3 separate regions of the Mus musculus genome follow, and regions 2 and 3 are each linked to region 1. A link is a loop called in an ENCODE intact Hi-C map of the cell type or tissue named here. Cell type or tissue: heart. All regions are shown on one strand. Region 1 holds the start of Gm19417 (a long non-coding RNA gene). Region 2 holds the start of Nfia (nuclear factor I/A). Region 3 overlaps Nfia (nuclear factor I/A).

The links. Peaks named below come from ENCODE experiments on the same cell type or tissue, not always from the same donor. Only the 100,000 strongest peaks of a DNase experiment are listed, where the experiment ranks them.
Region 2: a loop joins it to region 1, with 5 times the contacts of the local background. A loop is called at or near these places in 14 of 42 quality-filtered maps.
Region 3: a loop joins it to region 1, with 2.2 times the contacts of the local background. A loop is called at or near these places in 7 of 42 quality-filtered maps.

Annotation. Positions count from the first base shown.
Region 1 is chr4:97,865,078-97,873,077 of GRCm38, reverse strand. The region is part of intron 2 of Nfia (nuclear factor I/A); the gene reads right to left. Gm19417 (a long non-coding RNA gene) reads left to right here and starts at 4,069. Exons shown (of 2, transcript XR_376437.4): 1 at 4,069-4,895. In heart, a CTCF peak has its summit at 6,454; DNase peaks (open chromatin) are centred at 1,067, 4,027, 4,577 and 6,417; H3K27ac peaks cover 1,887 bases.
Region 2 is chr4:97,773,760-97,781,759 of GRCm38, reverse strand. Nfia (nuclear factor I/A) reads right to left here and starts at 4,134. Exons shown (of 11, transcript NM_010905.3): 1 at 3,766-4,134. The coding sequence starts at 3,792. It overlaps Gm38709 (a long non-coding RNA gene), which reads left to right and starts at 4,337. Exons shown (of 5, transcript XR_003955232.1): 1 at 4,337-4,731; 2 at 5,537-5,634; 3 at 5,947-8,000. In heart, CTCF peaks have their summits at 5,581 and 6,484; DNase peaks (open chromatin) are centred at 4,049, 4,439, 4,879, 6,549 and 2 weaker places; H3K4me3 peaks cover 5,942 bases; H3K27ac peaks cover 6,254 bases.
Region 3 is chr4:97,986,788-97,994,787 of GRCm38, reverse strand. All of the region lies in intron 3 of Nfia (nuclear factor I/A), which reads right to left. Among named protein-coding and RNA genes, the nearest start is that of Gm34218, 32 kb to the left of the region's middle. In heart, no CTCF peak of the experiment used is centred here; a DNase peak (open chromatin) is centred at 4,057; H3K27ac peaks cover 2,084 bases.

The sequences.
Region 1 (8,000 bases):
GTCTGAAGGCCCCTGACTGACCTCTATCTGGCCACTCTCCTCCTCAACCCCTCACCTTGCTACACTTTTTGACTCTGGCACTTTGATTTGAACACAATACCTGTTTGGTTCTTTATTAGCCTGATATTCTGACCAGCCATGGTGCCTTAGATTTCTAAGAAGCACCAAGATGGGCACTTTTCTTTATAGTACAATAAGCCTATGAACTGAACACTACTATGTCTATGAAATAGGCATTTTACAGGTTTAAAATACTAACCATAACCTAATTTACCGCAGATGGAATTGGGCAAACAGGACTTTGAATTGAACTCAGACTCATCTAAGTATAGCCTTAAGTAATGAATGTAACTTGGGAAAATGCAAGCTAGGTATTATAGCAACAGTTAATAGTAAAATAGTGCCTGCAATGGTTGTTGAAGAAGGAAGTGTTCAGATACATCAAGTGGCTAATCACAGCCTCAGAACAACAGGCTTTTTTATCTGCCATAAGTACCAAAGATTAATTTACAAAATTTACCTAAACTCTCCACTTCACACAGTTAAATAATTTGCATTGAAGCAAACAGTATTTTCTTGGTAGGGTCAGGACATGCATCCAGATGACTATGTTATTCTGAATGAAGAACCAAGAGCAAGGAACAACTTCTACAAGGAAAGCAAAATTGTTTCAAACGAAAATAGAAAAGAAAGGAGAAAAGAAGTCCCCTGTATCCTGGTCTCAGTTCCCTGTATATATCTTGCTCTGCAGCACAGCACACAATAGACACTTTGTTCAACTACTCCCGGCTATTCATCTGCTATAATTCTGGGTGCTTTGGCGGATTGTGTTCTTCCTTTTCTGAAACTGAAAAGACCGTTACGTAAGGAAGCATCCAGAGAAAGCTAACTGCTTCAGTTCACCAACAGGCCAAACCAGACCCACCATTTCGAGGCACCAAGTCCTCCAGGAAGTCGAGTAGCAGAGTCAGACATTTAGACTCCTTGCATAGCCCTGCTTCTGCCTAACCCTGCACAGGCAAAGGCATGGTCCACCACACTCAGATCTCCTCAACCATGAACTCAGGCTACAGGGACAGTGGTGGGCTTGCACTGACACTGGGCACACAGCCATGGGAAATGAGGATACTATAGGCTTCTGAAGTCCTGAAGGCAAGAACACTATTAAATACTTGTAAACATCCTGCTTCACAGGAAGGCAACTTGGAGGCACGTTGGGGCCAATCGGAACTTCTATGGGTAAGCAGGGACAGACAGGGTGGTGTGTGGCACAGCCTCAATGGAAAAACAGATCTTTCTGAGGCTTGTATCTGACATCACCTAGGGAGTGGGTGGAACACTGAGTCTGAGTAGAGCATCCCTCTATGCCATTGTCACAGTTCCTCACGTGGAAAAACAAACTGCCTCACAGACACATCAATTCCTAAGTTGAAATACAAAGCAGGGAGGGCGGTAATTATTAAATTACTAAGGCAGAATGTCAGTTACAGAGACAGCTCCACAATGATTCCTTTCCAGGTAATGGATCAGTTTCCTTAAAGGTAGATAGCTCAGTGAAGATGCTAACACAGGGAGAGGGACTCAGGCTAGTCATGAAGGTCACGAGTCTCATTTCACTATGACAGAGTAATAATAGTAGTGGTTGTTGGAATACCACACATTTGTTAGTTGTTTGCCATTTGTTAGGCAATAAGTTAAGCATTCTACTTGAATCGTCTCATTTAACCCTTCTATTAAGTTACTATTGCAGCTGACATGTTACCAGTATGTCAGCTCTTCGGAGTCCTTTTCAGCTTCTAACGAGAGCTATATACTGCTTCACTAGACTCTAGAGTGACCAGATATAAAGAGTACATATTCCAGGGGGTGGGGGAGGAGAATACATGAGATCCTGCTCTGATATTTAATATGTATCCAATCTATGTCCTGCCAGTTACTTTTTCTTTGCCTTAGTTCCTTCCTTAAAAAAATGGGAAGGACATTGGCAGTAAAACTGCTTAGGGTCTGATGCATTAGAATAACACAGGTATTATTGTATTGTATTGCTGATTGTATTTTGTCTCTATCTCTAAATAATATATTTTTCTTAACAGGTCAATTAATCTAAATCATATGCAACAGTAATGGAAATAATCCTATGATATTGGAAATATTTTTAAATTTCACTTTTTAGATGAGAAAACTGAAATTTATACTAGCTAATCAACCAACTGTATTGTCATGGTTAGTCAATGCTGCCTCCAGTACAGGCAGACTGACCTCCAAGCCTTCCTCCTCTCTGGATCAGCATGTACTTATAAGGAGAACTAGATGCTTATCAAGGTATACATGCTATAATAATGGTCTTCTGGGGGCTGGTAATATATTGGATTCTTCAGTGAAACTGAAGGTAAACTGATATATTTTGGAATATCCCAACTTGACCAACATTTTATTCCCTATGTGATTAGATACAATATAAAAACACAGAAGAGGATATCTATGATTTTCTGTCCTTGTAGGACAGACATGGAGGCAACAGTAAAAAATGTAAGTAATTGAACAAATTAGCAGGGGCATTTTGGATTTTCCTAAGAAATGTTCCATAGAAAAGCATGATTGCCAACCTCAGATTTCTCCTTTATAGAGATATCATCTGAGCCGAGAACTGAAAGGCAAGAATGTATCACCCAAAAGAAAAGGGAGGAAAATCATTACAGGCAAACAACACATAGAAAAGGGACTGGCAGAGTCCTGACCTCAAACGGAGACCTGCAAGGCTCAAGCATGGAAGAATCAACAGGATAAAGTGAGGCTAGAGAGGTGGTGCAGATGCCAGATCTTGTAGGGCAGGCCCTGGCCACCAGCTTGAAGTTTATTCTCAACACACTGGGAAACACTAAGCATTGTAAGCAAAGGAATGGCAGAAACTACTGTAATTCTTTAGATTGCTAGGCTGGGTGCTGTGTGAATGAGCAAAATGGATATTTGATTCTAATTGTTTGTTTGTTTGTTTGTTTACTGTTTTATTTTTCAAGCTTAGCTTCTAACATTTTTATAGACTGGAAGAATCTTGATTCTCTCCTTGAATGTCCTCAAGGTGAGTATGTGGGAACTGAGGCACAGGCCTTTCAAGACTTGCTTATGGAGTCAAGCAAGGAAGAACAGACTCAATTCACTTACAAAGTCAGATGGAGGGGGCAGGGTACAAAAACCATAACAAAGCATGAGATTTTCACCAGTCTTTGGTTTGGGAAAGCTAAAACTCCGCATTTGACATTTGTAGTTCTCCTTCTATTTTGAAATCTGTACAATGTAGCTATATCTCACAGAATTCTCACTTTAATGCCAAGTCCTTCAGCTTTCAACTCAGACACATCTACGGAGTCTGTAGGGTTAAACGCAGCTCCGCGAAGTCAAGAGAACTGTGTGTTCTGTCTGGGAAAAGTTCATGAACGTAATTTTAAGCTCTTGTTTTCTTTCAGTTCCTTCCTTCAAGTTTATTGCTAAAAGCCCGACTCTCTAGGTCCCATTTAGCCATATTCCTACAAAAGCTCCCCAAAGTGACAATGCTTTTATTTTATTTTATTTTTTAAGAAAATAAAGCCAAAAAACAAAAGGGGGAGGGGTGGGGAGCCAGTGTGAAGTTCCTCTGAGTTCCTGCTCTCTTGGAGCATGGCTCCTATCACACAATAATGTGTTATTTTGTTGAATTTTGGCATTCATCTAGCTTGTTTGGTCAGAAGCCAAAAAATTAAGAGTGTGTCGGTCCACCAGTTTCTCAGCAGAGAAGCGCTCTTCTCACCCAGCCAGTGCGCCGTGCCCTTGGCCTCTGGCCAAGAAGGGAAATCCATTTTACATAAAGAATGCTCCGAGCTCAAGTGCGCAGAGACTTTTTACCTGCTGAAATAACTTTGTGGAGAAATGCCAGTCCACTAGACACATTCTGCAGGCACATTTGGCATGCAGCGCAAGGCAAAGAACTCTGCGGAGGAAGCAAGCTTTTTCAGAACAAGGAAATGGCTGTGCTGCCCTCGTGGCACGTCACGTGGCTTGGCACGGCGCGCTGATTGGCTGCGGCGGGTAAACACGGCGCCATGTACGGCTGCGTCGTCGCCTCACAGGTCGTGAAATGGCGCCGGGGGCCCAGCCGGCCACGGCCCCTTGAGTTCCTTGTTTTTGTTTTTGTTTCTCTGCTTGTGTTTTAATGAAGCTCACGGATTTGAGTAGAAACAGATTTCTCACAAACTTGCTTCTCTCCGGCTCGATTTCACAGCTCGGCATACATTTGGGCTGTCTCAGGCTTGACAGCGTTCCAGGGAAAATACTAACTGTAAACTTTGCAAGGAGAATTAAAGGAGCAGGCAGAAATGTCAGGAGGGTGTCCTCCCTTCACAAAGCACAGGCATCTGCACCGAAGGCTTCCAGTAAGGTCCTACCTCTGCAGGGCACAGCGGGAAGGAAGGAAAAATAGATAATTCCCCTTTGGCCGAAGGCATGAAGGAGCTCTCTTCCTCTCAGGCCTGACCAGTTGAACATTGCACACTCTGGTGTATAAATATTTGCCTCTGGCTGAAGTTCAAGCCCTATGTGGCTGCCAGACACAACAGAAAACCAACATTCAAGGGAAAGTGTTTACTGCGGTGATGGCCAAAGGAACAACAGCCAACAAATGAGCACATCTGATTGGCCAGGCCTGCCTATGGCAATATCAGAAAGCACCAGGCCACTAGCCACTGACCACTGGGGTATTCCTACCCCTTCAGGAAAGGCTACGTTCTTTAATACAAGACCAGAAGACTTGCTGGTGGTTTCCCATGTGTTCCTCCAGAGCAAGCAGCCCAAATAATCCTAAACCATGCTCTTAACTCTTACCACTCCAGCAAAACAAGTGGATGCTTCTTCAAGTTACCCAAGTAGGATCTCTAGCCTTTTTGTATGTTTCTCCCTTTTCAGGTTCAGGGTAAGGCTATCTGCATGTCTCCCAATTCCCATTACTAAGTGTTCTGTAATAGAGGTCTTTAATCATCATCTGGTGAATTTTAAGCTTTTTTTTTTAAACATTCAAGGGGAAAAAAAAAGAAACCTTTGAAAGGTATCTAAACTCAATTTATTTATTTTGAAAGATAAGAGCTTGAACCCAGAGCCTTGCACACATTAATCAACTGGCTACTACTGAACTATATCCAGGCTGGTATTTGTTTGTTTTTTGAGATTAGGTATATTAAAAAGTAGACTGCTCATTCTGGTCTTGAATTCACTCTGGAGCCAAGACAAGTTTCAATCTTAGGATTCTCTTGCCTCAGTTTCCCATGTATATATTTCTACAGCTGGTTAAGATATTGCAAAGTCATACACCCTTCAAAATGCCTCACCCCAAACTAGAATAGTTCTAAAACATATAGAAATAATAAAACTGGTCATCCAAAGATTAAGATCTCTAACGGGGATAAAGAAACTAAATGAAAAAGGATCATCAAGAAAATCTTCAGAAAGTAATGAACTCATGGGTCATATTAAGCATGTAGCTGACAAGGCCGTTTTCCAACAGTTTCTATATGGGGGAGGGGATTCTTAATACAACTGAAGTACATTATGAACTTTTGATCATTGTCATCTTTATAGTCCAGTCTAAATAAACAGTTCATGAATCACACTTTTCCTTAGCATTGCAAAGGAAATATATTTAGCTGAACTGAAAAGATATTTTTTAAAAGTACAAAAAAATTTAGAAATATAAAGATATGAAAAGTTTTAAATTATTTTGATTTTATGTCACAATAATTTAGGTAAAACAAACTGCTGTTAGGGATGTTGTTGTTGTTTTGTTGTTTTTGTTTTGCTATTGTTGTTTTTTTTTTTTTTTTTTGAGACAGGGTTTCTTTGTGTGATAACCTTGGCTGTCCTAGAATTCACTCTGTAGACAGGCTGGCCTTGAACTCACAGAGATCCCACTGTCTCTGCCTCCCAAGTGCTGGGACCAAAGGCATGTGCCACCATACCTAACTCTGCTGTTAGGTTTTCATTTTTTAAAATAAAATATGCATTTGGTGAACTAAAACATTTGCTATTCATTGAAAACAAAAAGTTTATATCCTACACAATATACAGGATTAGTTTTGAAAATTCCTCAAGAGCTCAAATCTTGATTAACCATCCTAGGCTTAAGGAAACTTCTAAATTTGATTTCATTACAAAACTAAAATAATTTGTTGAGTAATTCCATTTTCAAATGTTCATGAAGCTTTTAACAACTATATTGCCCTCCTGCGATTCTCAACCAAATGGTCCACTTAAATTTGTCTGTATTGAACCTTAGAAGCCCAGGATTTAGCATTGAGTCCAGCTTTCAAGTGATCCCTGAGAATCCTGTGCAAGGGGGTCACAGAGGAATGCTCTGTTCCCAGCTGTGAACAAGACAGAATTAGCTCTGAGATGTTTCCTCCCACTGCCCTACTGGACGGAAAGGTCGAGATGGTCAGCTCTTGTAGTCTCAGCATGAACCGTCAAAACAACATGCATGATAAAAATAGATTGTCTGTAGCAAACAAAATACAAATGCAGAAAGAATTGAAAGTAAAAATAGTTTTAATGTATTTAAATGGCAGATCAAACACTTTCAAAGAACGTAACCTAAAACCAAAGAGTGAAAGGATAGAGCAATAAATAATTTTTTTTTATTTTATGAACTCTCGAGTTTTAAAATTTGAAAAGCAATCATTCTGACCCATGGCTGACACTTTTCTTAGGAAATTCTTCGGATTCACAAGTAATTCACTGGGAATTAAAACACTAGGGGCAAATTTACCACTCTTATTTGTTTCTATTTTGATAACTGCATTTTTCCCATCCCTATTTCTATGGAAATAAACATGCTGTTTACTATGTTTGTTTACCTATCAGTGGGGATTATGGTTGAAATATTATGAGGTTCTCTTTAATTTAGTGAAATAAGCAGTATGTTCCGATGTGCTATGATAGGATCCATTCAACCACAATGGTGAAGAGAGGACGCAAGGGTAGCTGCTGCCTTAGATGTAAGTAGATACTTAAGACTCATCACAAGCAGCATGGCTAATAAAATGTGGCATTTGTATGGTAAAATGCTAAAACAATAAAACTAAACTGGTGAAGAAAGCAATACTATCTTAAGAGACTTTTACACTGAATAAAATGTATCTTCTAAATAAAAATTATGTTACAGATGTAAATATTCCTTTGAAAGCCTCTGAATGCATCCTTTACCAGCAGAGGCTTAGCTATGTTATTTGCAATTCCCTCATTGTACCACAATGTACATTACTGTCTGTAAGCTCTAATTTGGCATGGCGCATCATTAATGACCTGAATGGTGGCTGTTTCACACATACATATTTAATTACAACAGCTGAACAAATTACATATTTATGCTTTATAAAGGGGATTGCCAGTCGAATTCATTTGCTATGCATGCAGGTACAGGACTCCATCTGCAACAGCATCTGCACAACAAGAGCTGACAATTATCCATTGTACAGCCAGTAAGCATATCTGGGGAAACCTGTAAGGGAGGCGGACACATTAACTATTTCACTGCCTTTGCCAGCCCCATTTTAACCAGGGGTCAAATCTTTTAATTGTTGTTGGGTTTTTTCCCCTATGTCTTTGCAAGTGCTTTACCATATCTACATGCCCAGCTTTGATATTTTTGAGACAATACTTTGCTATGTAGCTCAAGTTGGCCTTGAACACACAACCATCCTGTGTCCACCTCTGAGGGTATATACCACCATACCCAGCTTCAGCATCTTTCTAAACTTTGAACAGTGACTCAATAAAAACTGAAGCTCTTTATGGCACCCTAATCAAAACTCTCATCTAGATTAACTTCGAATACTGGGTTAAGATGATCAAAATTAACCAAGATTCTAAATCCTGTACTACTACAGCGAGGCTGTCTGTTGTTGATTCTGCATCTTACATGACCAGATATCACTTACACAAACTGAGTGGGATTAATAGTCCCAGAACTCCACCCAACA
Region 2 (8,000 bases), 91 kb after region 1:
TACATCATTGAGATACAAGAAACTGTAATACCAGGAGCAGTACTACTCCTAAAAAAAATTACTAAAATTTTAAACATTCAAATATAAGCTGTAGGTAATATATTTTCATAGTTTAACCTGTTAATTATTTTTACAAATTTTAACCAAGTCTGTAAACATTACACATAGCAGGGTTCTTTAAAGTAAGTGTGTAATAATATAATGAATATTTAATTGTTATAATAATTGGCCTTTTCCTTCTTTCTGCACACATTTTAGGCTCCATGGCTCAAGTTCATTTTTGAAACTTGGTCTTTTTCAAAATAAGGATGAAAAAAAAAAAGTAGTAGTAGTGAGCTTTGTTTAACATGTGTGCATTCTTCAGGTTGGGAAAAAAAGAACAAAATACAAGAATTATATTATTCTTTACCATAAACCATTAGCATTTCTAAACTGTGTGATGTTTGAGAATCTTTCTTCCTTTGGAAGAAAAGTCGCAGTTTATCCGCTAAGGTGCATGCCAAACCACAAAGCTTTAAACATTACTAAATTCTGAGCTCATCCTTGAAATGTTCTAAAACACATAAACTTTATGTATTTCATATTGACTGACATCCAGATGTATACAGGATATACTAGAGACCATGACTCTGGCAATATGGAAAGAATTCCTCAAGTCGACCTTAAACTACACAGTGAGCCTTCTCCAAAAGGAGGCTTTCATTTTGAAGACTCAGCTCCATTTTATAATGCAAATAGCTCCCAATAATACAGCACAGATATGTGTTAAGGCTTTACCTTATTAACGATAATAAACACGTTAAATAAACATTTGTGGCTATTAGCCCAAAGATACTCCCAAAATACTTCTTAAAAACTGCAAACTGTACCAGCTCACGCTCAGAAGCATTGCGTTCACCTGCCAACCAAATGCCCATAACATCTCTTCATAAAAAAAAAAAAAAAATCTGAGAATAAGGTCAGCTGGTCATCATGGGCAGTCTATGTCCCCAGTTTTGCATCAGAGGCATTTACAATATATTATGCCCAAAAGGTTCCTAGGATGCAAATAAAAGAACACAGCATTTTATGTAAGTTTACTCACATGACAATTATACTTAGACAACTTATTAACAGAAATATCTCCCCCAAAATCCAAACTTTTTAAAAAAGAAAAAAATTACAGGAAATGTCCAAGGAAAGCATAAATGATTCAGGGGGGTGGGGAGTATGTCCTCATATATCATATTGCTGAACAAAACACCATAAACTGTGTCATATTTTAAAATTATTGAAGAGAAAAAAGTAATATTTTACATAAATAGCTGGTGAGAATGTTACAGACCACCAGTAAAAAAATAAACCTGTGGACCTGCTTCAACGCCGCATTACTCTGAACCAGCATCTAAAATGTGGATCTGTTTGAAAACAGGCCAAGTTTAAGAGCCACAGAATAGTGGTAGTGCTGGAAACCACTTTTTTTTTCCTTTGAAAGGTTTACTCATAAATTTCTGCTGAACTGTCAGTATTTAGGCAGGTCCATGAGTTGGTTGTGATAGGCGCATCCTCAATCAAAAGAAGAGGCCTGCCAGTCTCAAGGCAAAGCCCTTCAAAGTGCACACAAGCAGGCTGAGCCTACTCTTTCGGTTAGAGCACGTTTATCACCATGCTCACTGGATCTTTTTATTTTTTAAATGAGCAATAAACGGCCCAAGTTTTTCTTTCTGAAACTGGCTCTAACGTATTATAAATATTCCAGAAAGTTAAATAAATTGTAAATCAACTTTTAAAGACCCTCTCATAAAACAAATGAGCCTTTATCCCCTGCTTATTGTACATTTTCTTCACAAACTGCTACACCAAATAAGCGTTTCTCTTAGTGGTGTGAAGGCCCAGTGAATGCGTCAATCAAAGCTGCCAAGTGTGTAGGAGGGGGAACGGGGAAGAAAAGAAAAAAAAAAACTTTCTTAACGTGATAATAACTCAAGAGAAGCTAACTTTGTTAAATACCTGACTCTGCCCGAGGCCTGCATGGATTCGCAGGTATGCTCCTGAAATACACAACCCCAGACCAGAACTTTTATCTTTTCAAATCTCGCTCGGAAGACAAGGCTGTGTCCATGAGGGTCTTTCTCGACATTGCAGCAGGCTGGTCTTATCTACAAGTTCTATGTGTTGCAAACTTTTGCCAGCTAGAATTTCAGCCTTCGAATCTCAGCACTTTCACTGCAGACTATAATTCATTCAAATTATCTTACACTTTGCATCTTATCCATATGCAATTGTGAACCCTGCCAGAAGTAGTTGGAGAAGTTTTCACTCCATACTTCCACAAGTTACTAAAATAGTAACTTTGGAAGTTGCGGGGGGGGGGGGGTACTTTTACAATAACTAAAACAACTGCAATCCATTATTAATGTGAGGCCTAAATCCCAAACAGACCATCTCCACATAAAAGATGCATTTAAGAGTCTTCTGAGATCAAATAGCCAGTGTTATTACTGTTAGATACTGCAGTAAGAAAGGAAGTCATATGGGAAATAAATCCAGACTCTACAGCGGAGAGGAAAAGCTACTGATACGTCCAGCCTTCCAAAGTATTCCCGGTAAACCGTTAGCTCCAACTCATTGAAGGCACAGTGGTAGCAGGGTTTTGAGGGAGTCGTGAAGAAACCTTGTGCTGGAAGCATATAACTTCATGTAGGTGATTACTGGCCAGGGTGCAATGTTTTAAAGCCATATAAAGACTCGTACTTAAAGAGAAAAATTAGCGCAAATCACTCTGACTTTATGCCTTTTAGTCAGAGAAAATAAATAATATATTCAAACGGGACCAGATCCGGAGCCGCAAAATAGCAGTGTTTCCTTGCTGCTGGTGCAGACTCGACCGGGAGGGATGGGCTGGGAGGCTCGGGCAGGAGGGGCAGGCGGAGGGGCACCAGGCCCCACGCCGCGAGTGGGGCTGCAGGGAAAGTTGCCGGGTCCTGCTGGCTGAGCCGCCCGGGGCTTGCCTAGGCGGCGGCGGCGGCGGGGCAGCCGACTCGGGCCCTGGCCGCCGCTCGCCCTCGAGCCGGAGTCCCACTCCGCCCGCAGCGGCCCAGCCCGGCCCGACCCGCGGCCTTGGCGGCTCTGTGGCCTCCGCGGCGTGGGCTCGCCAGACCCCGAAACTTTCGCCTGGGGGTCGCGGGCAGGAGGCAAGGACAGCAAGGTCCCGGGCCGGCGCGGGGAGTGCGTCTCCGCAGCCCACGGACTAAGGCTAGCACTGCCCGCCCGCCGCGTCCGAGGGGCGCTGCCCGGGCCGGCCCGCAAAGCTGGCACAAAACAAAAGTAAGAGTTCGGGGCGTCGGCGGGGGGCGCGGCGGCGCGGGAGGACCCCGGCAGCCAGGGCGCCCCGGGTGCAGCCGGCGTGCGGGGCTTGCGGGGCTCAGCCGCCCCTCCCTGGAGCGGAGGAATCGCGGGCACCGCGCTCCGCGCCGCAGCCGCCAGAGTCCAGATTGCAGCGTGTCAGGGGCTGCAGCCGCGGACACACGTGCGGGGCGCCCGCAAGCCCCGGCGGAGCTCCGCAGTCCGGCGCCCCGATATTAATTAACGCATTAATAAGAGGGCGCCATTAGCCATGTGCCCACACAAATGGCCGAGCAGGAGGAATGCACCCGCATGGAAACAAAGTTACTTTCTTAAAGCTGCAGCCCCCCCCCCCGCACACGCGCGCGCACACACAGAAACACGCGCAGACACGGCTCCCGCCGAGGCACACGGCCGCCCCGCGCCCCCGCAGCTGCTTACCTGGGTGAGACAGAGCGGAGAATACATAACTGCCGGGCGGCGGGGGGTGCGTGCACGTCTGTGTGCGGGCTGGAGGTGTGCGTGAGTGTGGGTGCGAGAGGGAGAGAGAGGAGGAGAGAGCTAGGAGGGGGGGAGGAATAAAAAATCAAGCCTGCTTCTTGCGTTCACATTTCCAACTCGGCTCAACTGCAGCAGCCAGCGCTCTTGCCGCTCCACGCGCTGAACTTTAACCCCGCCTAGAGTTTCCCTACACTCCACTATACTGTCTACTGTACGCGGGCGTTAAAGGCATAGCGCACCCTTTCCCGCTCCCGCGCCGGCCGGCCGGGTGCCCGCGAGCTGCCCGCGCGCCCGCCTGCGCCGCGTTCTGCACCGCACCGCACGGCCGCCGCCCGCTCGCGCCGCCGCCGCGGGGGTGTGGGGGTGGGGTGGGGTGGGGGTGGGGGGGCGGGGTGGGGGGGAGCCGGGTGGGGGAGGGGCGGCTGCGGCGCTGACACCGGTCCCCAGCCTGCAGGGCCGCCCGCCCGCCCGCCGCTCGCTCCGCGCTCGCTGCCTCCCGCGGCCCCCCGCCCCCCGCCCCGCTCGGCGCGGTCCCCGGGAACGCGGCGCGGAGCGGTTTTTTCAGCGTGTCCTCCGGGCGGCTATAGGCTGCCACAGGATGTGCTTAAGCAAACAAAACTACTTTTCCTCCTCCCCATCCCCCCACCCGCGCCGCAGCCCTCCGCGGACGTCGGGAGAGGATTGGGGCAACTTTGTCGGGGCGCCCCGCACCCCCGTGGGCCGCGGGTTGGGCTCCCTAGGAACCCCAGAGAAGGGCGCGCGTTACATTTGCATGTATGCAAATTTCTTGTAAAAAATCAGACCTTCTAGGTAACTTTTCCTCCCTTCCTCTGAAATGCGGTAAAGCTCAAAAGCATTGTAATCTCTCCTGCGAAGCTTTCTATGGGAATAGTATCGTCGGGAGAGGTAATATGCACAAAAGCCTGCTAACTTTTCAGCTACGACTCTATAGCAGTCAGAATCTGGGGGTGGGGGGGATAGGAAGATCACCCCAAAGATTCCCCAGATTGCGGGGGAGGAGGTGTCTGGAGAAAGCAAGGAGGAGAGTCATGAGCGAACGCTCTTCTCTCCCAGAACCCAGGAGCTGGTGGGTTTAAACACAAACGCCCAAAAAAGTTCTGTCACGTCAGAAACAACAGTGGTTTAGCTGGGACATTTTTCTGTATACTGAGAAGGAAAACTGTGAAAGGGTTGCCCCCTTAGGAAAGAGATATGTTTGTATCCCCAAATGGGAGCCCAGGACTAACATCTGAGTCCCTGTTCCCCAGACACACTCTTCAAGGGTGCGTCTTTGTGGATCCCAACTTTTCCCTTCCCCAGGTAATAGTTCTCAAGATGGAAAAGAGCTTCCTGCAATTATTTTAGGTTTGCTAAAGTATTGTTTTGGCAGAAGGGGGGGGGGTGGTTTTAGGGTTTGGCACATTGCCAACAAGCCTGCTCTTCCAGCTTTCTTTTTCTTCTGTCCTTCCCTCCTTCCTTCCCTCTTTCTTTTCTTTCTTTCTTTCTCTCTTTCTTTCTCTCTTTCTTTCTTTCTTTCTTTCTTTCTTCCTTAAAAAAAAAAAAACTCAACACTTTCTCTCTAGACTCTCTTTTCTTCTAGAGGGGGAAAAAGTATACCTGTCTCCTCCAAACTCTCATTTTCTCCTCCTCCTCTCCCTCCTGAAGTTTTGCAGCCTTCTGTATTTACCTACCCTTCTTTAAAACTCCCCAGATTCCGACGCTGGCACACAGACTGGGAATCCGCTCCCTGGTGGAGATGACAGGACTAGAGTCTGCAGGCATGCCCACCCGACAGAAGAAAGTGAGGGGGTATGATCACTTTCATTCAGATTTTTTTTTCTAGGTGGGTAAGCCTGCTACTAGAAAAGGCCAAATATAATGTTCTGCTGAGACAGCCGGCAGTCTAAAGTTTGTTTGTTCTCTAGTCCGTTTAGGGCTAATGCTCAAGAATCCATTCTTCTCCCCCTGATTCCCACCCCCTGCTCTTGAATATTCTTGGAATCCATATTATTCCGATTACATATTAAGGATTGAAGGAAAGTAATAGCTTCAACCTTTAGTTAGAACGTCCATTTTCCCAAACTAAGCAACTGCTTTTCCTTGGTTCCTTGTGGCTTTCAGGAAGGAAGAAATGCCCTCCAAGCTAAGAGGAGTTAGAGAAACATTCCTGGCCACGAAACCCTTTGCTGGGATCTATAACTTCAAGACTCTCCAAGTTTCCTCGACAGAAGTTTCTGGCTGAGGGAACCAACATGTAACTGAGGCACAGTGACAAGTTATTGTCCCGTGTGTGTGTGTGTGTGTGTGTGTGTGTGTGTGTGTGTGTGTGCGCGCGCGCGCGCGCGCGCTCTGGGGAAGCTCTCTTCCAAAGTGGATTTTTTTTTTTTTTGGTGTATAGATACACTTCACATCTGCCTCTTTTCAAAACAGCAAAGAATTTTACTTTTGATTCTCAAGGGGATTTTTTTAAATAACTGCCTGTTGCCATGTCTTCTTTTTTTAAATGGGAAAAAGTAATTGAATGCTGATATTTCCACTTTAGAAACTTCTTTTGTTGCAGCAGTGGATGTGCCCGCGATTTCCAGCATTCTGCGGTTAGCAATATTATCTTAAGTAACTTTTGGCGCCCTTCGTAAGACTTTTGGATATGGGACGATTGTTTGCGCCCTCTAGGCAAGGGCTGGATCCAAGTTCAGCACCAAAGCCCTCCACATCCGCTCCTGCTTTCTCTCCTATCTGTGCCAGCTCCCGCTCCCTCCCCCGCTCCGGAGGAGGGTGGAAGGCGGGGGAACACTACAAAGCCCAGTTCCAACTACAGCCTTTGCAAACTAGACTGAGAAAAATACCGTAGAAGAGTTACAGTTACAGAATGGCTTCTGGTAACTTTCTCTCCAACAGGCATAAATTTAAACACACAAAGAAACAGATGTTCCTCAGAGGACAGACCCGGGATAAAAAACATTTCTAACTTTCTCCTGTCTTCTAGGTTGCAAAAGTAAATCCTTGTCTAGAGTTCACAGAGATACTAAGAGAGGGAGAGAAAGGAAGATCTGAGAAAGAGGGGGAAGGGAAGGGGGAGCAAAAGAAGGGAGAAGAGTGTAGGAAACACAGGTGATGTATGAAAACTAGTTTATTGCAATCATATAAATGACCCATTGTTAGGAAGGGTAAATCCTTATTGGAAACATTACTCCAGTCGTTTATTTTGCAAGTGGTAGGAGGCTGCCTTGAAACCGGATTGTCTTTGCAAAAAGGAGGTTCCTGCCATGCTCTCTGCTATCCATATTCTCCCTGGCACAGAGCCCAGCCTTGCATTTACTGTTTTATTTGCAGAAACGTTACCTTGCCAGCTTTAGTGAAATCCTCTTAGATGTATAAATTACGTCAATAAAGTTTCACTTCTACATATATCTGAAATACCTCTCCTTTCTATTTAGTTGGGAAATTGTATTAATGTGATTTAGATTTTAATGCCCAAAGTAGTGAAAATGGGACCAGGATTCCTAAGTGACAATAAATACCATTTGCTCTATAGTTATCACCAAGACTAACTCTTAACTAGTATTTTCCAGCATTTTTCTTCACTTTTTTACTTACTGGTCACTTGTGTGCAGATTTCTCTTACTTGCATATAATCCCAAATTGAATCATGTTGATGCATTGAGCACACAAGTGAGTTTTTCACATCAAGTTTCCGAACAAGGTTTGTCTGGAAGGCCCAAAGCCTCAGGAAATAGTTGGATGAGAACTAAATCCACATTAAAAAGTAAAGAATCCATATTATTTTCCATGTATTACCTACAGAATTGGGGGTGGGGGTTGATAGATTTGAACCAGAGGCTGCAAGTTATATCTCCAAGACAAACTAAGGCAGTTAGTTTCCACCATGCAGATGGCCAGGATTGAACAAGAGGCTAGACTCCAGCTAACAGGAGTCAGTTCTCTCCCACTTATGTACCCGCCAGTAGGGTTGTTGTGGTAACACAAAGAAATGTGATATGCTCCATGCTACTGACCATAATCTGAAACAGTAGAATTCAGGAACATCCAGCCCCTCCCTTCTCCTTTTCAAATCTATAGAACAGTTGTCCATCTACCTATAGTGCGTTCTCTTTCATGGATACATCAAAGACTCTAAAAGAATCAGCGAGAAGTTCTGAAGCACTTAGTGCAGT
Region 3 (8,000 bases), 120 kb before region 1:
AAAAGCCACCATTACTTTGTGATTTGAGAATATATATTAGAGTCCTTAGCCACATGGTTAAAGCCTCTCAGAGAATCTTCTTTAGGCATTAGTTTCCAATATGTCCCAAACATACACTCTCTTTGTTGTGGGCAAAAGTGCCTTGCCTGCTACTCCTGTTGTGTTCTAGTCTCCATATTGGGGTTCCTATCAGTGTTCCCCAAAATGTGTTATGAAGAACAGCCCTCTGAAATGTTCTATCAGAAGTAAAAACAATGACCAAATATCTATAAACCAAAAGGTTGCCCAGAAAACTGAAGGTGGAAAACACTATTAAATTCCCAAGGACCATTTGCAACCTCAAGTCTCTGGTTCTGCAATAAACGCCCTTCTTAAGCTTTAGCTTTCTCTCTCCCGGTGATCTGGCAGGGTGGGCTTTCTTCGGGGCAGATGTTTGTCTCTAAGTCCACCACTCCTCTTCATCTCTCCCTCACACAGGCCATGTGCTAAGGGGGTCCTGGAACCTGACTGAACGTTGTCACTGCAGGACTGAAGGACACTGCACACTTTGCAATCACTTTACCGTGTCTACATTAGGAAGATGGGTTCAGCAAGACACAGCTATTACAAAGCAAGGGCCCTATCTGAAGAATATTTCTGTAGTTCCTCTGTGGGTAGTACTCAATTTTATCAAAAGTGTATAATCTGTCTAGTATTTGCCATGTTTGGTACTTTGTTGGAGACTAATTTTAAGATACATAATATTGCAACTGTGTGCTTGGAAATATTATGATTTTGGTGGAAGTAAAAGCTGAAAATTTGAGATATTCAAAGATTTTTCCTAAGATCATTGAGACGGTGGGAGAGTTGGAGAAGAATGTGTATTGTTAATTTTCTCTACATAGTATTTTCTTTTTAAATCGATCACAGGTAACACATTACTAACTTCTGTATTAACTATTAGTGGCATTTAGTAAACTAAAGTTAATTGGCTGAGGATTTCAGATAGACTTTATTGTCTGAATTCAAGGACTATATTTATTAGCAAAAAATCTAAAATTCAGAGTAACTTTTTAACTTATTGGTATGTTTGTGAATATTTGACGCATGACATCATGGATGACCCTAGAAACAGAAGAAAACACCAAGGCCAAGTGGAGTGACCAATACTATGTTTTGACAAGGATATTTAGATTAATAAAAGCCAAGTGCTTTTAAAACAGTCCATTAAGTATGTGTTTCTTCTCCTTAAATTTCAAAACACCTCAATGTTGCCCTTTTGTAAAGACAGAATAAATCTCTGTCTTCCATCCTGCCACCCATTCCAGGCTGAAAACACTTCCATCCATTGTTTGTTTGTTTTTATGATAGTAAATTAACTTCCCTGTCTTCCCTAAACATTTAGACCACAACATAAATGAGTGTTTTTCAAGTGAAAACTTGTTTAAGAGCAGAGAAATATTAACTTTTGGGATTATGTTTTCAAATATGCCATTGAAATGTAAACAAATGGAGAACAATTCACGTCAACTAAGTCAAGCCACTATCATTAGCATAGAGCAAGTGGCAGTTTATACATTTGATTTCTTAAAAATTAATTTTGATGGGTTTCAGTTTATTTTGAAATTAACCTTGTTTTGAAGTAAAAGGGGGGGTTTGGACCAAACTTACTGCTTTCATGTTCTAAATCAAAACTGTCTACACACATGGACAGTAACAATTGGTAATTGACAAATGGCTGGAACTATTTGAAGTAACTCCAGCCTCTACTATGAACCCATGCATATATTAGGGAAAAATAAGGAAATTTATTCCCTGAATACATCCGAAACTGATTATCTTAAATGAAACAGACATGGAACTGGATCACCCCAGGGCTACCCTGGTTCATGAGTGTAAAACAGCAGAAATCCTTCATGGCCCATCGCCCTGCCTTTCCTTTCTGGGTCTAATTCATGTGGCTCTGAAACCATTAACAGAGCTCAGCTTGCTAAACCAGCATAAGACACAGGCAATGACAGGTAGAGATGGTGACCAGCAGCTACGTGCCAATTTTAAGACATTCAAAACTGATTTTGGTTCACTAAGCATGGATAGAAAATCATTGATGAACTGAAGCAATACATTGTTAAAAAATGCTTTCAATTACGTTTCCAAGGCTACAGAGAGAAATAATCTAAAGAGATATTTTAAACATAGGGATATGTAGTTTTCCAAATACCATAGCATCAGGTAATACTTAAGATCACAAAGAGCTTCTTCTGCCTGTGCATTTTGCTTTGTACAATTCTCGCAAGAATCACACTATCACTAATGCCATAATTTGTGGTGTTTATTCAATCATAGAGTCTATATTATACATTCCTGCAGGAACCATTACAGGTTACAAATCATGCAGGCCATGATACTTTGAATTTGCTGGCCTAGCACAAACACAAAGTATTTTAGAGGCACTAGATAGCTCCTTGTGAAATATAACAGAATGAATTAGACTATTCAGGCCACACCGGGTAAGTACAATGAAGGAACACTTTTTAAGACTTTAAAGTCATGTAATACAATTCTAGGCTGGATTCTTCTTGTTAAAGAGAAGTAGCATGGGAGTGATTGGAAGAGAAAAGGGCCAATATTTGACAACAGAAATCAGCATAACCTTTTAACTGCAGCAGCCATGGGTGACTGCCCTTCGACCTTGGAAGATTATGTGGGATTTCAATGACAACAGCTGGAAGTGAGTAAGTGTGAAGAGAGTACAGATCTGAGGCCCGATACAAAAGGCCAGCACGATCTGGGCCCAGATCACAGCACTGATTAGAAATTGTTTCCTGGTCCTGGCTTAATAGAGTGTGTGATCAAGAAAGTTGGAAAGGTTTTTATTTTGTTTTGTTTTGTTTCCAGTTTTCATTTTTCTTTTTTCTTTTTTTCTTTGAAGCAAGGAATCATGGATGGATTTCTTTATCCCCCATTTTCTTTCCCAGCTGTTTAAGATTCTCATACGAAACAGGACAACAAAGACATGGTAAAACTTATTTTGTTTTTGCATATTGATTTTCAAAGACAACAAAACTTTAATAATGCTCTGCTTGAGTGTTTGAAGAATGTCTACCATGGGCATTTCATGGTGAACTACCAGAGAGAGTTGTGAGCGAGCGCACTTGCACACACAGTGGCACGGATTGTGGATGGAATGGGGAAGAAACTGGAAAGCGTCACTCTCTCAGCCTCCTCTATCACTTTAACAGTGCAGCACATACCGCACATCCCCGCTCGGTGCGTGCGCACGAATGAACACTGTCTACCGGTGTCATTTTTTATCTTGCCATGTACATTCCTGTGACTGAGTTAAGTATTTCATGATGTCACCCTTTCCTTTACCTTACTTCATGAATCTGTTAGCAAGGTTAAGTCTGTGTGTGTGTTCACTACATCATCGGGATATGAAAAGATGAATTCCAAAGAGGTTAACATAATCTGGCTGATACTGGGATGGTGGCTCAGATATATGGTCATTTAAGTTCATGAAACCCTCATGCTGTGTACTGAAGTACACACACACACACACACACACACACACACACACACACGCACACACACACACGCTGAAGCACACACATGGTGACGCAGGTACATTCTCACTCCTCAGAGCTCTGACACCACCAAAATGATGCCACACGATGGCTGAAAGCACACGGTGCTATGACTTACTTCTGCTGTTCTGGTTTTTACAATGTGCTCCATCTGAACCTTCCACTGCTCTGGATTTTGCCGATTCCTCTTGTTGCAATGTCAAATTAGCGATGACATAGCTTCAGCAGAGGTGGCCTTGCAACTATGCAAATAGTCACCTGTGTCTGGCAAAACCTACATGGCTGAGTGGTGTGGAACAAACAGGGGCTGATGGCTTGGACTTCCAACTCAGACTTGGGGCATCTGCCCACACCCTTCTATAGCAACTGTACATGTTCTTCCAAAGGAGCCATGGGACAGAGTGTTTTTCAGAACAGACCGAATCCATTTACTGTTTCAAATTTCTATAAACAGAGTATTAAGGAATTCAATCCCCAGAGCAACACTATGGGTGTTGGCCTTCGTTTTATGGGAGTGTCTGCCAAACTCACATATTTGTAGAACTATTGGTTTATGTTGTTCTTTGCAGCTCTCAGAGAAGGAAGGACCACTGCGTGGGATCTTAGTTCACTTTAGGACTGGGTCTGGCTGGTGACAGGTACACATGATAAATGTTCCAGAAGGCTGACCTAATTTCCGTTGAAGAGAGTGTTTTGCTAAGAACATTCCCTCAAAGTGTCGGCTTGCAGCAGAGTCCCAAACCTGCCAGTGTCTGCTACCATTGCTTGGGAAACTTTACTTAAAGTGAAGTTAATTTTGCTGTGTTTAGCAAATTTCTCCAGTATTAACTTTTAATGTATACAGGTTTTAAGCCTAATTTCAGGTGTGCAATAATAAAAAATGCTACTTGTGATAGTTTTTAGTTATTCGTATTTTTTCTTGTATAGAAGTAACTATAGGCACAAATGTTCTCTTATTTTGTCATTCAAAAACTATGTTTGCCAGGTATTACTTATACATAGTAAAGTAGGAGACAAACCATGGATGTGAGACTCCTAGATTACACTGTTAAATTCTAATTTCTTTATCTATAAAATGGCACTAACTGTTATATCTACCACAGAAGGTTTTGTTGTTAAAAATAATGATCTAGTAAATTTTGAATGTTTAGCAAAGAACCTTGAGTATAGAGTGTCACAGAGTAGCTCACATCATGAATCTTATATAAATTGTAATAGAAAAAAAAACTAGTTACTTCTGTCCTTTTGACATGGACATTAAATATTCACATATGTGCATAAATGAAAACATTGGTAGTTTATTTATTTTATTTATTTGAGTAAATTTTGGGGTGAAATAAGATTACTTTCCAAAGCAAATAACACAAAATTTGCTGAAAACAAACCTCCTGATATATTTTACTGGCTTGTTTAAAAATAAAGGGATTCGGCCTGGCAGTGGTGGCACACACCTTTAATCCCAGCACTCGGAAGGCAGAGGCAGGCGGATTTCTGAGTTTGAGGCCAGCCTGGTCTACAAAGTGAGTTCCAGGACAGCCAGGGCTACACAGAGAAACCCTGCCTCAAAAACAAATAAATAAATAAATTTTAAAAAGAGATTCTAAGTTACGTTAAATAGGTATAAATATAATCCCTAATATAATCTTACTTATTCATAAGTACATTACATATTTGTAACATTCAGTACAATTTATTTTTTAAGTGGACATAGAGTGCATTTTTCTGACAGAAGACTAACTTTTTTCATGAGGAAAGAAAAACAACCTTCCCTTCCCTGGTTTCACTTTATTTTTTTAAGGATCTGATTTCCTGAAAACTCCTGTTGATATCTAAATGTGTCCATGCTGTTTGCAATAGAAAATAGGTATTTATAAACTGATCTCTAAAATATATTTCAAATAAAATCCATTTACATTTCTTAAAATGGGAAATGCTTCTGATGGTTTAAAATGGGTAGGATATAAGCGATTATTATCATTAAGTGAGGGAAAAACGCGTTTTTGTTAGGGTTCCACACTTCAGCTCCGCTCCATGCCTCAGCATAAACAGAGCTGTCGGAAAGCCTCACTACCAATGGGGGTCTTGATTCCTCACAGCTCAAAATCAATGCTAAAAGAGTTTGGCTTTGAGGCAGGAGGATGATCGACATGCTTCACTTCACTGACTTTGATCACTGAAGCACTCTGGGATGCAGGCAGTCTCTTGGATTTTAGGGAGCAGAACCTTTGTTCTCACAGAATAGTCTGAGTCTCTCTCAGACTCAGCTGGAAGACAGCATGCTCACATTCTCAGAATTACTGCACCGCTTCTCATCAGGGCCATCAGCAGTTTGAAGGGCATGGCTTCCAGAGTGTAGACAGATCCCGTTCACTGCAGGATACAGCACCCTGCCCGCCCCCACCTCACACAGTGGTCTTCACCACTGACTGCTGGCATTTCCCTAGGAAACCCATGAAGGACTTCTCTTTTTGACACCCTTCCTCACCTCTAGTGGAGAAATGCCTCTTTCAGACCGCATCATGTATTTGAAACCGAATAATCTTATGGAACTATCTGAAACATTGAATCCAATGCTCCAATGTGACCTCTCAGAAGCCAGGCATTAAAACTCTACAGCTGCTACAGAAATCTAAAGTAATATGTAAAAATGGGAAAGATATGAGCATTCTGCTCTCTATTTATAGCACAAAGATGCAGTAGAAATAAGACTGAACCTAGGACCCAAATGACCCCACGTCCCTAGTGCTAACAGAGGAGACTGCCACCGTGGAAATGGAGCAGTCCAGGCTACCATAGCTACATGATGTCAATCAACCAACAAGTCCAATGATGGCCCAAGCTACTGTTGGTGCAGCACTAGGGTAACTCCTCCAGCTCTTTCTCAATGTTTGCTGTCTCTGGTTATTCTGAGATTTTAGAGAATACCTGTCATTTTCCTAACAGTAAGAAGTAAGGGCAGGCGCTCAGTGCCAAGTTGCATGAAGTCCTTCTGTCAGAGAGTTACAATGGGCTATCTCTATTGTAATTGAACATCATTGTTCAATTTCTGTCCCTAACCCAAGGAAACCCATAGATCACTGCAAGGTTGCAGAACAGTCTCAGATGAGGCAGGAACCCCTTGCATGTATGCATACATGCATGTGTGAATGCATGTGTTTAACTTCATTTACATCCTAAAATACCATCACAGAGAAAGCAAGTTCTAATCAGATGTAAACTGTCAATTCGTTCGAAATGTCGTTCGCTACCATAGGAGTTTCTGCCACTAATCTTAGTAGCAGTGCTAGGAAGGACGCAAACTGTGGCTAACTTGAAGGTAGAACCCTTTTGGCCACAGTTGACGAAGTCAACATTATCCTGCAACTCATTTGCACACAGGTTAGTAGGGTCCGGGACTAATTTCTGGGGTTCCAATTACCATCAAAAGTGTTAGAAGTCAAATGTGGTTTCTTTTTAAAGGTCCTTTAAATATTTTCCTAAATTATTTTTTGACATCCTAATTTTCTCTTTCCATAGACACTTACCGATGCTAACCTATGAGGCATACATAGGTGGTAAACTCAGAACAGAAACCAATAAACTATGTTCCCTCAGGTTAGTAGCAACACCTTTTCAGGCAGATGCAGTGAGGACCTTCTGATATTATTTCTACATGTGGGTCATTTCAGCGAGTTCAGAGGCATTGTTTGTTTGAGAAACAATCAGCTTCAAATCATAATCCCATGCACTGATTACTAGGGGGATATTTTTAATTGTATAGCTTATCATTTCCTTTACATAGGTTTGGATCCCACTCAGTTACCGTCTTTGAGACCTGAAATAAGTGAACTGCACTTTCATTAATCTACTTAGAACATTTGTTGCTTCCCCCTTTGCTCTGGGTCCTGAGGCAGGCATGAGGTTGTATATGCTGGGCCTTCAGGTACCTGCAATCCAGTGGGAGGGAGGCCATCTGGGAGTAAGTATGGGGAAAGGTGCAGGGCTCTTAGGGAAGGACAGGGAAGGCTCTCTGGAGGCTCAGGGACAGCCTATAGAGTGGACAAAGCCCTGCAGTATTAGCCACGCAATGGTGAGAAGAGGTGACTCAGCTCGTCATGTATGCACAAGTGAACAGAAAGAGGTGAGGGCTTACCTCTTCTGAGTACTCGGAGCCTGATACTTATCTCTGCTCTGTCCAGTGCCATTTTCTCCTTCCTATAATAGCCTTGATTTTCAGTTAAAGCAACAGAGTACAGACTTACAGTCTTCAGGCAAGTATCTCAAGGTCATATAAACAGTGACTACCAGGCAGGATCTTGACTCAAGCAAGCAGTTCACTCTCAGCTACGGCACCATTCCCAAACTGTGTGAAGGGACACCAACGACAGAGGCCCAAGCCTTGGAAAAGAATCAGGTGAAGCTACAGGCAGGATGGCAACACTCTCATCCCTGTGA